Regions from separate parts of the Homo sapiens genome. Here region 2 is linked to region 1. The links are chromatin loops, found by intact Hi-C in ENCODE. Cell type or tissue: pancreas. All regions are shown on one strand. Links, peaks and the distances in the headings refer to the core of each region. The heading gives the core; the rest is flanking DNA. Region 1 overlaps LYPD6B (LY6/PLAUR domain containing 6B). Region 2 has its middle 9.9 kb from the start of MIR9899.

Region 1 (8,341 bases), core at 120-8,119:
AATTGGGTGTCCTGGCATTTATCTGGCAACCCTACTTCCCTCCACAATGTGTTTCCAGGTATGGTGTACACAAAAGGATGTTCCTCCCTAGCATCCTGTTGGGAAGACTGCAATTTAAGCAGTTAAAAAGTTGAAGAACGTTCCCATTGTCTGCATCTTGTTCTTGAAGGCCTCATACTTTAAGGACTTTCAAAGTGGCTTTGCCCTGCACTTCCAGTAGGAGAGGTTCTCTTCGCAGGGGTGGCGGTGCAGGGCAGGCGCAGAAGACAGTGGCACATGGTGCCATGGGAGCAGCGTGCCTACAGGTCTTTCAGGATCCACTTCTCTAATAATGCACAGCTCCTAGGGCGTTTTATGCATAATAATAATGTTACTATTTTTGAGCACATGTTTACTATTGGCCAGAAACTGAAATAGGCAAGCATGTTTGGATGCCTCCCATTGAGAATGGAGATTTAGCTCCACATTTTGAGAAGTGGCTCAAAAATATTCCTATAAAAACAACTGGAGTTTTAAAGGTTCTATTCACACTTTTAAAAAATTATTTCCGTTGGGCCAGGAAAAAGCAGCTGATCTTTCTTTTTCTTCATCTTGAGCTCTAAAACATTTTGTTTGTTCCCTTCTGCTCTTGATGAGACCTTTACCTACCCGCAACTAATGAATCCCTCAGTCAGCAACTTATCTTTTCCCACCTGCAGAAAGTAAGCTTAGGAAAAAGACAACTAAGAAGAGAAAAAAAATCAACCACCCAGGGATATTCAGAGGTTTAATTATTGCCTGAAAAGCAACACCCTTTCACAGCATCTTTAAGACTGCTTTTCATAATTACTTACTGATTGAAACTGGGACTTACAACAGAGTAAACTCATTTCCATATTAATATTAAGTAATGATTAATGTGGCTCAGGACCCAATTCAGGATCTGAAAACATGGACTAAGTGGAAACTAAAGAAATTTAACCCATAGGGTATATTTGCTACTTGTCTCTCAAATGATTTTCTATTCAATAACTAACATTCAACAAACTTACATTTGTGCGGTGATAACTCACAAAGAGGGAATTCAAGCAGTTACCTCACGCCATCACAAACACATGACCTCCTCAGACCTGACATCCTACTGCCCATTTTTCTCTCTCTCCCTGTCCCTCCCGACTGGTTCTAATGCTTGTTTTGTACCTTCTCTATTTCTCTGTGTGTGTCTCTCTCTCTTTTTCTCTCTGTGTCTCAGTCTCTCCGTGTCTCTTTCTGTATCTCTTTATCTATCTTTGTCTCTCTTTTCCTGTTTGTCTCTCTCTGTGAGCCATTCTCTCTTCTCTGTCTTCTGGTAGTGTCTCTCTCATCACTGTCTCTTTCTGTGTATCTCTGTGTGTGTCTCTGTCTCTCTCCGTGCCTCCCTCTGTCTCTCTACATGGGTCTTTCTGTGTGTGTCTGTGTCTCCTGTCTCTCTTTCTCTCTCACTGTTCTTCTCTGAATGTGTCTCTTTCTCTCTCTGTCCCTCTCTCTGTCTGTGTGTGCATCTTTCTCTGTGTGTCTCTGTCTCCCATCTCTCTGTCTGTCTGCCTATGGTCTCTCTGTCTATCTGTCTCCTGTCTCTCTTGTCTCCTATCTCCCTCTGTCTCCCATCTCTTTCTCTGTCTCCTGTCTCCCACTTTCTGTCTCCTGCCTCTTTCTCTCTCTCCCTCCTTCCAACACCCTCCCTGGCTCACTCTCTCACCCCCTTGCATCACACCTGCACCCTCTCCCTTTCACTTACTTGAGATCTCTTGCTCCATCCTGTGCTCTCTCACATGGCCTAGTTCATGGTTTTGTTCTCACTCCCTGTCTCCAGCCCCAAAGAATCCAACAGCTTCAGCACCAAACATAAAGCAATAATTAACTAGATTAGCTAAGAGTAAATAATTTTTATTGTTTGATCTAAGTGCATACAAATTTCTAAGTATTCCTATGCTTAACCAAACTCCCATGTGGGGGAAAAAAACAGCTACACTCTTACTAATTTTCACTGTGAGAATTAAACGTCTTCAACTGTATTTATCTGAGAGCACAGTATCACAATGGATGGACTGCATACTACCCTTTTAAAAAAGTCCTTCCAACTTTTGCCTTTATTTTATTTTATTTTTTTATTTAAATATGGAGTTTTGCTCTTGTTTCTCAGGCTGGAGTGCAATGACGCAATCTCAGCTCACTGCAACCTCTGCCTCCCGGGTTCAAGCGATTCTCTCGCCTCAGCCTCCTGAGTAGCTGAGATTACAGGCACCTGCCACCATCCCCGGCTAATTTTTATATTTTTAGTAGAGACGAGGTTTCACCATGTTGGCCAGGCTGGTTACGAACTCCTGACCTCAGGTGATCCACCCACCTCGACCTCCCAAAGTGCTGGGATTGATTACAGGCGTGAGCCACCACTCCCGGCCACCTTTATTTTAATATATTAACTATGGTTTCCATGCCATAAGCTTGTAAAATCAAAATTCTTAAACATTAAAAATTCCATGACAAGCCAGAATAATGATACAACAATAATTTCTTATTGTTTTGATAGCAACTGTTGGAGTTGCTATTTCATACATGCCTCATCCTCCTTAAAATTCCTTTGATAAGAAGCAAAGCAATGCCAAGCATACAAAGCAGCCACAATATGGCAGGGATTTTGAGTAACAAGTCAGATCTATCTATTGACAAGGATGAGAAATGAAATTTGGGAATGCTAATGGTGCTTAGGTTCATATTTTCTATAACTATTTAGTTTTAAATATTTTTAAAGTAAAATCTATTTTTGTTTATTCTTCTTCACAGAGAAGAATCTGTCTAAGAGCTAATGAATGCTCTCAAGAATCCCAGTCTTACAGGAAATGCATAATTACTCTACTGCTCTAACAGGCACCACATCCAGAACCTAATCCCTAAGTGGTTAACCACAGGGCAGCAGTCTCCCGACGACCTGTTCATTTCCACCAGCCTGGGGTTCAGGAGGATTTTTCAGCCAATCCTTTAGATACTTGGTTTAGCAAATCTAATTATGATCTTTATGCACACAATGTTTTCCCCAAGATTATATCATGTCCCTGGCATTCCAGAAACTAAGTTACAAGGCTTTGTTCAATTTTTCAAATTTTTTCCAGAGTTCAATCATTCCTATGTCATTCACTCACATTTATTTAGTAAAATTGCATGCCGATAGTCGAATCCTTTCTTAAGCATTTAGAAAGGAAACAAAAGTTTTACTCTATAAACTATTTATTATGTCTATTCATTCATACATAGGGACCAAAAATAATTAAACCAGTACCAAAAATTAAGTAGATAATTATTTTCTTCTTTGCTGGAGAAACTCTTCTCATTTATTATACTATGCTTATTTATCCATTTCTTGTTCCACCACTTTCTATCCATTCCATAATATCAAAGTCATATTCTATTGGAATACATCAGGAACCAAAAAAGAAAAGTCAAGAAAACTCTTGTTCCATTATAATTATAAAGACAAAATTGATGTAAAGGAGTTTCAAAGTGTTAATAAGAATTACAGATGAAGAAGCGAATGCATCACCAAACTGGTAGAAGAGCTGGGAGTAAATGTGAGAAAATAATTTAAAGTAACCATCATAAATTGGAAAAAAAATCAGATTATTCAAAGATAAGAGCTGAATAAGCAAAATAAAATGCAGATTCTGAATATATGCAAGAAATGCAGAAGAAAATTCTAGGGGGAACAGAAAACCACAAATTGTTTCTAACGATCACAGGTAATGAAGACAATGTGATGCTGGAACATATATGTAGAAATAGGTAATAAAGAGACCCAGTTCTGTCCAGATAGTGAACAAGTACAGCTCAAAATCTCAAATCCAAAGGAAAATTCCTGAATTTGATGTTTAAAGAGATGGCCCATGGGCACTTAGAGAAACGTAAAAATCATCAGAAACCACCATGGATTGTCTCAGAATGATGGACAGTAGACTACTCTTACTTCCTTTTCGAATACTGTGCCCAGTCTTATTAATGGAAATACTTGCAGGACATCTGACAGTTTATTGTGGGGTCCCTTTAGACCAGGGCCTATTCCTGCCCTGGCTCCAGCACCAACAGGCCTTTCCTCCACATATGCATCTGGACCAATACAAACTACATCAAACATCTGCTTGAATCTTGGAGACTAGCCTCCACCACCAATGCGACACATCCCCACTCCTTTGATCGTTGCCAAAAATGTAAATTCCTACCTATGCATTCCCAAACGCTCTTCCTCATCCTTGTTCTCCCTGGCAACTGTCTTCCTCTGCTCCCTGCCCTCCAAACCTTTCCACTGTACCTTCTGACAGCCTTGTTCCAGGTCAAACAGCCCTTAAGCATCTATAGCTCTTCTCAGAATACTGTTTCCAACTTCTGACTTAAACTGAAATCTGACTGCCTGTTAGAGATATTGCCTATTCCCCTGCTGATGCCAACTATTCCCTCCTCCCAATCCAAGACATGTGGATTAGTCTGTCTGTGAGTGACAGAATCCCCAAGATAGCAATGGCTTTAGAAGATAAGACAATGTATTTCTCTCACACATAAAAATAAAAAATACCTTGAGGTGGGCTTCACAAACTCAGGAGGAACCCAGGTTACTGTTATCTTACTGGTCCACCATCCTGAGCAGGGCCCTCTGCCTCATGGTACAAGAAGGCTGTCACTTTACAAGAGAGCATAAACATATTGAAGTTAGCAAGAAGACAAAGGGCTTGTTTTTTCTCTCTTTAAGGAGGCTTTGTGTCAGGTGCATGTGCCACATCCACTTATACTCTATTAGACAGAATTTAGTCACATGGTCACACTAGTTGCAAGGTGGTCTGAGAAATGTAGTCTTGCTCTGGGTGGCCATGTGCTCAGCTAAAAATTATGCTTATATTTTTAAGGAAGAGCAGATATGGAAAGTCAACTCACAATCTCTGTCTCAGATGTGAATATGTTACTCCTTGGGCTACTTCCAGATTTTACGCCTGTCTTGTTTTATAAAGATCGCCTAGTCACTTCCACATACTCACTGATACCTGGCCTGTGGTCTTCATGACATCCCAAGTCTAAGGCAACTCTCACCACATTCACAGAGCCTACTCAGCACCCCTGCATAATAATTATTCTACATCCTCAATGCTGAGACTTCCACTTCCCCTCCAGCTCTTCCATCGTCTCCCCTATCCACACATTAAACCCTGTCTTCATCTTTGACATCTAAAATTCCCCCCCCATCACCACAATCACAACCACCAATCCCCATTTCCTATCTTTCCAGCTTTCTCACTCTCCGCCCTGACACATATTAAGACCTCTACTCCTCTGATAGCTACATTTCTCCCAGTCTATTAGGCTTGTACTCTCTCCCTCTCTCTTCCTCTCCTTCCTTCCCACACTCCCCACCCACCCTTCCACCCGCAGCCCAATCTGGACAACACAGTTGTTCACAAGAACTATCACCAGCAGCCCAGATTCCCATAGAATCACATCCCACCTTGCCAGAAAACCTCCATCTTAAATAAATTATATCTATAGCAGTAGTCCTCAAAACTGGCTTAAATTTGTCACATATCTTAAAATTATCCTTTTATGCCACTTTCTCTTCTACAAAGGCCTGTAACTTCTCTACATTTTATTTCAAAAAGTGGCACAGTATGTGATTCACAGGAGACATCTCATAAATGTTGATTGGTTTATGGGTGGAATGATGGATAAATAAGTTGATGACAAGAAGAATATAAACTGGACTGTAGTATACTTAGGTAGATTTGCAGATTTGTACCTACTTAAAAAAAAAAAGAATGCCAATCATGATGAATATAAACCCAAGGGAAGTAGTGAGAGGTATTGTTCATTACTTTGTCCTTGGATTTGTCCTACTCAGAAATATGAATGAGGACTTTGTTGGCATGGTTATTAAAAAATACCAAAGACCTGACACTAAGAGAGTAAAATAAATGTGGTATTCCAGAGCAAGATCTGAAGGCTCTCAATAGGCTAGAATAATGGTCCAAATCTTCACTCTTTATATATATAAATATATATGTATTCTATATAAATAATCTTTATATATAATCTCTTTCAATCTTTATACATAACCTTTTTATTTTATGTAATCTTTACACATAAATTTATATATATTAAAATAAAGACAAAAGTAAAGTCCTTCATTTCATTTAGGTCCTTTACTTAGATCCAAAACCCCGATTTCACAGAGGCAGCAACAAAATAGAATAAACAGAATTATACACATGAAAATATATCTGATAAGGTTTCATTTTATTGCAAAGTTCAGTGTAAATCAAGAGTTCCCCCAAAGCTAATGCTACTGCATTCTATCTTAATAGACATAAGACATCAAGAAGTGAGACCTACTTTAGTCTGTGTATAATCACACTTTGAACATTGTTTTTAATGCAGGGCACTCACGTATTTTCAGAATAATTTGAATGGACCAGAACAAATTCAAAAAAAAGTAACCACACAAAACTCATGGGAAAAGTGTGCATGTGAATCACTGTTGTAGCTCTTTCTATGCTTAACGAACAACATTGCCAAATGCTGTGGTTTTATACCCTTGTGATTTCAAAATGATCAATGCCTGTCACTTAGTAGAAATCTGTTAAATAATTAAGTGAATAAAGACAAATGCTTATTGCTCTTATATCAAGTTTTTAAAGATTTAAGACCCTTCTATTTGCTTAATGTAACCAATATCTTTGGGTCCTCTGCCTGAGTTATCACCCCTAGGAGTCTGAGGTTTTTTTTTAAGAAAAGTGGCATTCATTCAAAATAACTAAAAGATATTATATATCTCCATTTATGTAATTCTTATAAACAGAACTTTGGTAAGTCTGGTTTAACATGAACAATCCTGGAGGAACAGGCTAAGAGTATTGACAATATTAATAAAGATCATTCCCTAACATTCTATGAATACCTCTGACCTCTCTCTCCTGAGCCCAAAGAAAAGAATTCTAAAATGGAATGGAGTGATCCAGAAAAGCTGATTCAATTGTATTATTTAAGTGCACATTGATTTCATTCTGCCATGTAAGTCACCATGACCCTCTGTTCAGTTGAAAATTATATCGGAACCATTCTTGGAAAATCAGTCCACTTGCCAAAAAGGGAATATAATTGTATGTAAGTCTATATTATGTTCATGGTTAAGCTGGATTTATGCCCTTCAAAAGATGAATTCACATATTTCTGAAATACAAAGTCTTTCTTAAGGATATCACCTGCTATCATTAATTCAACATCTCGTGATGACACAAAATCCTCACTGCAGTAAAGTAATGGAAAGACACACAGAGAGAAATACAAAATTTACTGACCCTTCCAATACAGAAATCAATGCAGAGCCATAGATTTTGGGTTCCCAGAATAGGTTGTCTCCATCCCCATCACACACTCTTAGATGCATTTAATAGAGGAAGAACGTGAGGTAAGATCTGAGCACAGAGGGCCAAGATTTGTACCACAGCTGTGAAAAATAAACATTTGGCTGCAATAACAATGTTCCAAACACTCACCCACCCAGCCTCTGCACAATTAAGCAGTTTTGATTTTTAAATAGATTTACTTTGTTAATGCTTTTTTATTGAACCATTGAAATATTTTGAAATAAATACTTTAAAATGCCTTACAGCTACAGGATGAACAAGACTGCACAGCAACAATTAAAACCAACCAGTACACAGAAAACCAGGAATTGTTAATAGACAAAAGAAGCTGTCAGAAATTTACTTCCTCTATTTATTTAAAATGAATGCTTTCCTTAAATTTTCTACCATATCCATTGAAGCATAATATTTTCAAACAATAAATACACAGAGTATGAATTGATCATCCCTGAAAATATGTTAACATCAGATTTGAGTATTTTAACTATTTTACAGATTCTTTTGTCCATATTAAGCATAAAAAGGAATGGAAGAAAACATTACTAGATTAAAGAGCTTAGCTATGAGATAGAGTAGAGGGCTGGCAAATGCATGGAATGTATGTTACCAATCATCCCTCCAGAACCTGCAGACCCAGCTAATCCCAGCACTTCCCACTGCATCCAGAAGCAGCCTCCCCATCCTTAACCCAGCATGCCAACTGGCCCCTTCTAATGTGAAATCAAATAGGTTAGTCAACCCCAACTTTGACTCACCATAGATTTCTATACAACAGAAGATGAACTAATTTCCTGGAATGTTCATCCATGTTTGAAACACTCTTTCATGTTCCACCACATGTCAAATGACTCTTTCAATATTGAAAAATAACATTCACAGAAGTCTGAACTTGCACACAAATTCATCTATAGTACACTAGGCACTAT
Region 2 (8,341 bases), core at 106-8,105, 230 kb before region 1:
ACAGGTGGTGAGGATGTGGGGGTTGAAAGGAAACAGTGTATCAAGTGAATGAAAAACATGGCTGCTTGAGATAATGGGAGTGCTAGAAGCAAGGAGCCAACACGTCTAGCAGACATGCAAGCCCTGCCTCAGCTTCTCTCCCAACACTCAGCTTTTCTCCCAACATGGCCCCCATCTCTTTTTTGTAAAAACCACCACAGCTATCATTATTATTAGCATAAGGTGGCCTCTTTTTTAAATTAATTGAGCAACGCAATTGCAGGCTGTACAGCCCTTATTTGCCGGTTGGTGATCCAGCTTTATTTTTCTTAGCCCTTATTCAAAATGGAGTTGCTCTGGTTTGAATGCTTCCCACGTATCTCCCCTTTCCCTTTTACAAGAGGACCCTTAATCCTAGGGGTTGCAGAAGGATGAAGGTCCATCTTCTGTAACTTCTTCATGCTGAATAGGGGCGATCCTACCTATTAGGGTCTCTTGTATTCAGGGTAGAGAGGAGTTCAGTCAGAAAGCACTGGTCCGTTAAGCAACTATAGGTAAAACCTTGGCACTCCAGCAGTTTCTCAGCATGGCTCATACTGGGGGAACCCAGTCCATGGTTGGGATCCATGGGTCCTTCCAGTCTCCTGTTCCATGGTCGTACACATCTTGAGGGCACCTACATGTTTTGCTTATCTCCTGCAAAACCACAAGCCTACCCTCACTGCCACGTTAGTAAATCTACTGAAACAGAAGCAAAAACTTTTGTGGCTGCAGCCAGGAGGCATGCCATTGCTGAAGCATTTGTAACTCAGCTTCTGCCTCTTTGGTTAATTAGCATGGGGTAAAACTTACCATTGATAACAAGAAGCAGGCCCCTTCTAACAGAAGGCACAGAGAAAGCAAATCGAGGCTTAAAAGCAATCCTTCAGCCTTCAATTTGCACTGTACAGGTGGGTCCACTAGATGCTGTGGCTCATGATAGATCTTTAGATGTTTGGTGGGCACCCACACAGGTACCTGATTGTCACCTGGAGAGACACAAGCAAATCCTCTTCCCCATAAGATTATTTTCCTTTTTCCTAGCTCTTTGTATGTGCATCCCTCCACCATATATCTTGTCCAGCCTTTTTATTTTCCTTTTGCCCTGTCAAATGTTGTTCAGCTGCAGTCATGGGTTGATCTTTTTGTAAGTTAAAAAAATTTAATGTTAATAAAGTTAAATGCAATTGTATATGTGGTGTCTTATATTCCTGGTCCCCTCCCTTTTGCTTTTTGTATTTGAGTTTTTAAAGTACAATTAGCTCTTTCCACTATTGCTTGTCCTTGTGAGTTATGTGGAATACCCGTAGTATGGGCAATATTCCATTGTTGAAAAAATGTAGCCATGGCTTTATTGAAAGGGAGTAGAAGTTTGGATTTTATCGAGGGCTATAATTAACCCTGCTGCATTTACAGCCTTTTCTAACAGTTTGTAGCACAACATCAGTTCTTCCCTAGTTTCAGCTGCACACAGAATATCATCCATGGAATGGATGATACAACATTTTTTAAACTGTTCTCTAACTGGCTTAATAGCTTTCCCGACATAAGTTTGACAAATAGTCTGACTATTTAGCATGCCTTGTGGTAGTACTTTCCAATGGTATCTGTCTGCTGGTTCTTTATTATTTATGGCGGGAACAGTAAAAACAAATTTCTCATAATCTTGGGCAGCTAAAGGAATGGTAAAAAAGCAATCCTTTAGATCTATCACTATGAGAGGCCAGTATTTGGGGATCATTGTTGGGGAGGGCAGCCCTGGTTGCAGTGCGCCCATGGGTTGAATCACAGCATTAACAGCCCTTAAATCTGTTAACGTTTTCCATTTCCCTGATTTTTTCTTAATGACAAATACAGGAGAATTCCAAGGGGAGAAAGTAGGCTCTATATGTCCCTTTTGCAATTGTTCCTGTACCAGTTCTTTTAAAGCCTCCAGTTTTTCCTGTTTCAGCAGCCATTGCTCCACCCAAACTGGTTTGGCAGTTAGCCAGACAAGAGAAATGGGAGCCAGAGGCTCAACGATGGCCGCTTCTAAAAATGACACCCCAATCTGGTCCGATCTATTTGCCCTTTTAATTCTAAAGGTTCTGATTGGCCATTTTTATCTTTTCCTAGTCCTATTCCCAGGTGATATCCCATATTTTTCATCATTTGTCTACTACGATTACTATATTGATCCGTAGGAATAGGTATTTCAGCATCCCATTGTTACAATGAGTCTCTACCCCATAAATGGACAGGAATAGGTGTAATGATAGGCTGAATTGTCCCTTCCTGACCATCCAGCCCTTGACATGGTAAAATCAAAGAACTCTGAAGGCAGCTCCTACTCCAACAATACCAATGGATGCCTTTTGCTTAGGCCAGTGCCAGGGCCATTGATTTACAGCAATAATAGAGACATCAGCTCCAGTATCTTCTACTCCTTCAAAATCTTTTCCCTGAATAGTTACTGTGCAAATAGGTCTTTTGTCAGATACTTGATTAACCCAGTGCACGGCCCTTCATGCTGGATTAGTATTACCAAAGCCTCCTGTTCTTTTCACTGTGCTGCTTCCTAGTTTTATGTAAGGTAACAGCAACAACTGAGCAATTCTTTTTCTTGGGGAGGCAGATCAAGGAGTCGAGGAACTAATAACTAATTGAATCTCTCCAGTATAATCAGAGTCAATTATTCCTGTATGTACAGTAACATCTTTTAAATTTAGACCTTCCAAGTAATAGACTGACTGTTCCTGAGGGTAAGGGTCCCCTAGCTCCCATGGGGACCTTCTTTGGTGGCTCCCCAGGAAGTGTGAACTAAAAGATGAGTTACATACATGTTTACAAAACACAACTGGACATTTTCCATTGTTTTGGGATAAACCAAAATCAATTTTAAAGTTTCATTTGGAGATTTCAAAGCTGAAAATGCTTTCAGCAAATTCTTAGATCTTATGAAAGTACCTTAGATCTTAAGAAAGTATATATTGTTCATTGTTTATAAAATCATTTGCCTTTTTGATCTAAAAATTTTAATACTTGAATTTAATAGGTTTTTCTTCTGGAAAAGTTTTTGGCATTCAAGTACAATCAAAACTTTCAGAGTAGTCAGCTGCATCACACTGGAGTGATTGCTTTAATTTCTAAATCATCAGTTAGTGGAACCCAGGGATACTGATGGCCTTGATACATAATTTAGTCTTGTCATTATAGCGTGTGGAAATCAGGTCTTTGGGGGGGCATCTCTGACCCCATTTCTTTTTACCACAATGGTTCCTGCTACAATGTCATAGGCTGTTCGATTATGTTGAAGAAACAACAGTGTGATAAAAGCAGGGAAAAAAGAAGCAATCAAAAAATTCTTGATCAAAGCTCGTATAGTGGACGTTGTAATGCTAACATTTGAAAAAGGAATCACTAAAACACGACTTAGTGCAATAAGCACTAATGTATCACATGTCACAACTCGAAGCCCCACCAGGAGCTTCCCTGGGGTAGCTCCACCTGCTCCCCAAATGAAAATTATCTCATAAAAACAAACTAATAATCTGTATATAAGAGCCATAACCATCATTTTCAGCAAGTCTTCCGTTGATGTGTCCTCATCTATTTCTTCCATTATATAATGCATAGCAAACTTAGAGATATCCTTTATCCCACTGAGGTGCATAATGCTTAAGACAATGGTTGCTTTTACAAAGAAGATAATAAAGAAATCCACCATCCTTGCCACCCGTGGCCCAAGGATGGAATAACTTATTCTTTGCCTGCCGGTTGCCCGGTCTCACTCTGGCTTCGGGAAGGGGCTGCAGATCCTACCTTTGTCACTGGAGTGGCCCGGATTGACGCCTGCACATGAGGAACCCAGGGTCCCAGGCCCGTGACTGTAGCAGGGGTGCTGATGCCAGCAGCTGCCCCCGGGTCAAGCCCCCGCGGCCCTGGGGCTCAGGAAGTAGAAGGGGTTGTAATAGCCCAGCCGTGGGGATGGCGGCGCCGCGGCCTGGGGGACGGCAGTGCCTCCAAAGAGAAGCTCTGCCGGGACGGTTGGGGGCTACAGCAGTCGGGGAGTGTAGCCGGGCCACTGCGCCAGGTGAGGTAGCCGCAGCAGGACTGCCACAGTCACTCGTGCACTCGCCAGGAGCACCCAAGGGCGCTCAGCCGCGCCGGCCTCTCCCACGGCGCCGCAGCTTCCGACACTTCAAGCAGCCTACCTGCTCCTGCAGCCCCGCAAGGGAGCCCGAGGTCGCCTCCCGGCTCCTCCTGAGCCCGCGGGGTGGCTCCGACCCATCAGCGGCGGTGGCCTGGGGGCCGGCGCGGGGGCATGGGATGGCGGCAGGAGGGCCCCTCAGGGAAGGGACGGGCTCCTGGTCCCCTCCGCCCTCGTCATGCCCCAGAGGACAGCCTCGGACTTCCTTGGGCCCCTCTGCTATCATCGCCTCAGCAGCACCCTCCGTGGTACCCGTCACTGCTCTGTCTTTATACACCTTTTTAAAAAAAAATCTCTTCCAATTCACAATTGCTTCAAAGAGAATAAAATACTTAGGAATCCAACTTACAAGGGACGTGAAGGACCTCTTCAAGGAGAACTACAAACCACTGCTCAATGAAATAAAAGAGGATACAAACAAATGGAAGAACATTCCATGCTCATGAGTAGGAAGAATCGATATCATGAAAATGGCCATACTGCCCAAGGTAATTTATAGATTCAATGCCGTCCCCATCAAGCTACCAATGACTTTCTTCACAGAATTGGAAAAAACTACTTTAAAGTTCATATGGAACCAAAAAAGAGCCCGCATTGCCAAATCAATCCTAAGCCAAAAGAACAAAGCTGGAGGCATCACACTACCTGACTTCAAACTATACTACAAGGCTACAGTAACCAAAACAGCATGGTACTGGTACCAAAACAGAGATATAGACCAAGGGAACAGAACAGAGCCCTCAGAAATAATGCCGCATATCTACAACCATCTGATCTTTGACGAACCTGACAAAAACAAGAAATGGGGAAAGGATTCCCTATTTAATAAATGGTGCTGGGAAAACTGGTTAGCCATGTGTAGAAAGCTGAAACTGGATCCCTTCCTTACACTTTATACAAAAATTAATTCAAGATGGATTAAAGACTTAAATGTTAGACCTGAAACCATCAAAACCCTAGAAGAAAACCTAGGCAATACCGTTCAGGACATAGGCATGGGCAAGGACTTCATGTCTAAAACACCAAAAGCAATGGCAACAAAAGCCAAAATTGACAAATGGGATCTAATTAAACTAAAGAGCTTCTGCACAGCAAAAAAACTACCATCAGAGTGAACAGGCAACCTACAGAATGGGAGAAAATTTTTGCAATCTACTCATCTGACAAAGGGCTAATATCCAGAATCTACAATGAACTCAAACAAATTTACAAGAGAAAAAAAAAACCCATCAACAATTGGGTGAAAGGATATGAACAGACACTTCTCAAAAGAAGACATTTATGCAGCCAAAAGACACATGAAAAAATGCTCATCATCACTGGCCATCAGAGAAATGCAAATCAAAACCACAATGAGATACCATCTCACACCAGTTAGAATGGCAATCATTAAAAAGTCAGGAAACAACAGATGCTGGAGAGGACGTGGAGAAATAGGAACACTTTTACACTGTTGATGGGACTGTAAACTAGTTCAACCATGGTGGAAGTCAGTGTGGCGATTCCTCAGGGATCTAGAACTAGAAATACCATTTGACCTAGCCATCCCATTACTGGGTATATACCCAAAGGATTACAAATCATGCTGCTATAAAGACACATGCACAGGTATGTTTATTGCAGCACTATTCACAATAGCAAAGACTTGGAACCAAGCCAAATGTCCAACAATGATAGACTGGATTAAGAAAATGTGGCACATATACACCATGGAATACTATGCAGCCATAAAAAAGGATGAGTTCATGTCCTTTGTAGGGACATGGATGAAGCTAGAAACCATCATTCTCGGCAAACTATCACAAGGACAAAAAACCAAACACCGCATGTTCTCACTCATAGGTGGGAATTGAACAATGAGAACACATGGACACTGGAAGAGGAACATCACACACCGGGGCCTGTTGTGGGGTGGGGGGAGGGGGGAGGGATAGCATTAGGAGATATACCTAATGTTAAATGACAAGTTAATGGGTGCAGCACACCAGCATGGCACATGTATACATATGTAACAAACCTGCACATTGTGCACATGTACCCTAAAACTTAAAGTATAATTAAAAAAAAAAATCTCTTCCAATTCTCTCCCATTCATCCAACTCCATAGTCCCTGTTCCAGGAACCATGGGCAAAACTGCCTTACTGTACTAAAAAGTGATAACAAACTCTGAGTCCTAACTTTTACTCCCCCACTTCATAACAAATGCTTTAAAGAACTTAAGCAGAATGTCTGCTTTCACTTTGTCACATTGTTACCCTGGTTCTTCCAAGCACTCAGCTTTCCCACCGAGCTTCTTTTAGACATCTTCGGGTATCCTTTGATGATGCATCTTCTGCTTTCACATGCTCTGGCGTTCCTTCACCGGGGTCTTTGTGGCCCCACAATTTCCTCCCACAACACCATTACACAGAGTGGGTATTTGATAAATATTAGTTAAATGATTAAACAGATAAGAATGAAAATAAAGTTAGGGTTTTACAGGAATATAACAAGATTTTACATTCAGATGAGCACGCTCCCCTTCAAAGTAGCGACTTTGGCACATTACATTTTTCATTCCAGTGGTGCTGCTTTCATTTGAAAATATATTCCCTCTCCTATTTCTGCTTATTAAAATATTGCCCTTTCTTTAAGTAAAATTGTTTTTCTTAAATAAATTATTGACTTTCTTTCCCTCAATGAGCCAACAATAAATTTAACATGTCTTAACATTTTATTCATTTTTCAATATCCCAGGTAGTGTCCAATTTATCTTCTTTTCCTCTAACAAATATAAGAAGTTTATATAACAGGCACAGAGTAAAAATAAAAATTCAGATTCTATGCAAAGCTTGAGAGACTTTGGCTCAAAAAACCATCATATTTCCAGATGTATCACTAAAAGTAATTTTCATTTATTGGACACTGATGGTTGACATTAAGCTCTTGAAATATCATTAAAATATTTATGCTCTAACCAGTTTGCACAGTCAAATGACTTTTAAAAAATCATTTACAGCTAAGCTGCTGTTATGGAATTTATTATAAGAACTCAATTTTCTCTACCAGTTTTCCTACAAGGAAACGGTAATCCTGGCTACCAGTAGAGACCCCTTAGTTGCTTTGAGACATCAATCAGTTTTATGTCTCAAGGCAACTAAGGGGCGTAAGTGTCTTGTTTGTGTCACGGAGCACTTTTGCGTAAACACATAGACCATCCTACATGGGACTGACACTATAATTCTTCAGATAAATAAGCTTTTGTCCTAATGACCATCTGACAATAAAAATATTGGGGGCTAAGGAGAGGAAGTTAAGGGAGATGGGCAGATATATATAAGCTAAATAGGATATTGTAAAGAAAGTCTAAAAGTTTTATTACCTTCATTTTTTCTAGTTTCTATCACTCCACTTGAGAGCAAGCATAGTTTGAATTTTTCCCTGTGATCTTATTTCTGTACTCAGGGCCAGGAAAGGTGAAATGGGTAAGATTTTAAGACACTGCGTTTCCACCATCCCATCAACTTTTTCCCTTACCCCCATTGCTGATGCCTATAATTCCACCATCAGAGCAAGTTTCCTTAGTCAGATGGCAAAGAGGGTTTATTTTGAATTGAGTACTAATCTGAAATGTGGTAATGGCTGCCTGGAACACAATGCTAATAGGGATCATGATGCCAATTTGATGGATCAGTTAACCCACTTTTATTTTAATTTTAGGCATGTACAGATTGAGGTAGTTGGGACATCCAGATAAGATTACCCAGTGGGTAGTTGAATGTGCAGGTCCGAAGTCCAATAGAGACAATAGAGATAGACATTTTGAGACTTAAGTATAAAGTTGAACCTCTCACTACTCTCCACTTGTGTCCATAATAGACAGGGTGATCCACTCATGCACTTGTTTCTTCTGAGCTCAGCTTGTTTCTTTGTACACTGCTGCTCAAAGCCACCACCAACAGACAGTTGGAACCAGATATGAAAAACAATCTTCATTACAAGTTGTATTAGGTTGGTGCAAAAGTAACTGCAGTTTAGAATTACTCCATGTTTAGCACTCTGTGGGCTAGTACAACAGGATAGTAGTCAAGGAAGTGTTTATGATAGTAAGATCATTATTCAAGTGACTGACCATGTTATCTAAATTGGATAAA

The links. Hi-C counts contacts between places; a loop is a spot of excess contacts. Peaks named below come from ENCODE experiments on the same cell type or tissue, not always from the same donor. Only the 100,000 strongest peaks of a DNase experiment are listed, where the experiment ranks them.
Region 2: it touches region 1 in a loop (6-fold over the local background); 7 of 110 quality-filtered maps call a loop at or near these places.

Annotation. Positions count from the first base shown.
Region 1 is chr2:149,089,089-149,097,429 of GRCh38, reverse strand. All of the region lies in intron 1 of LYPD6B (LY6/PLAUR domain containing 6B), which reads right to left. Among named protein-coding and RNA genes, the nearest start is that of LYPD6B, 55 kb to the right of the region's middle. In pancreas, for the core only: no CTCF peak of the experiment used is centred there; no DNase peak of the experiment used is centred there.
Region 2 is chr2:149,316,342-149,324,682 of GRCh38, reverse strand. It overlaps the pseudogene FAM8A3P. Among named protein-coding and RNA genes, the nearest start is that of MIR9899, 9.9 kb to the left of the region's middle. In pancreas, for the core only: no CTCF peak of the experiment used is centred there; a DNase peak (open chromatin) is centred at 4,182.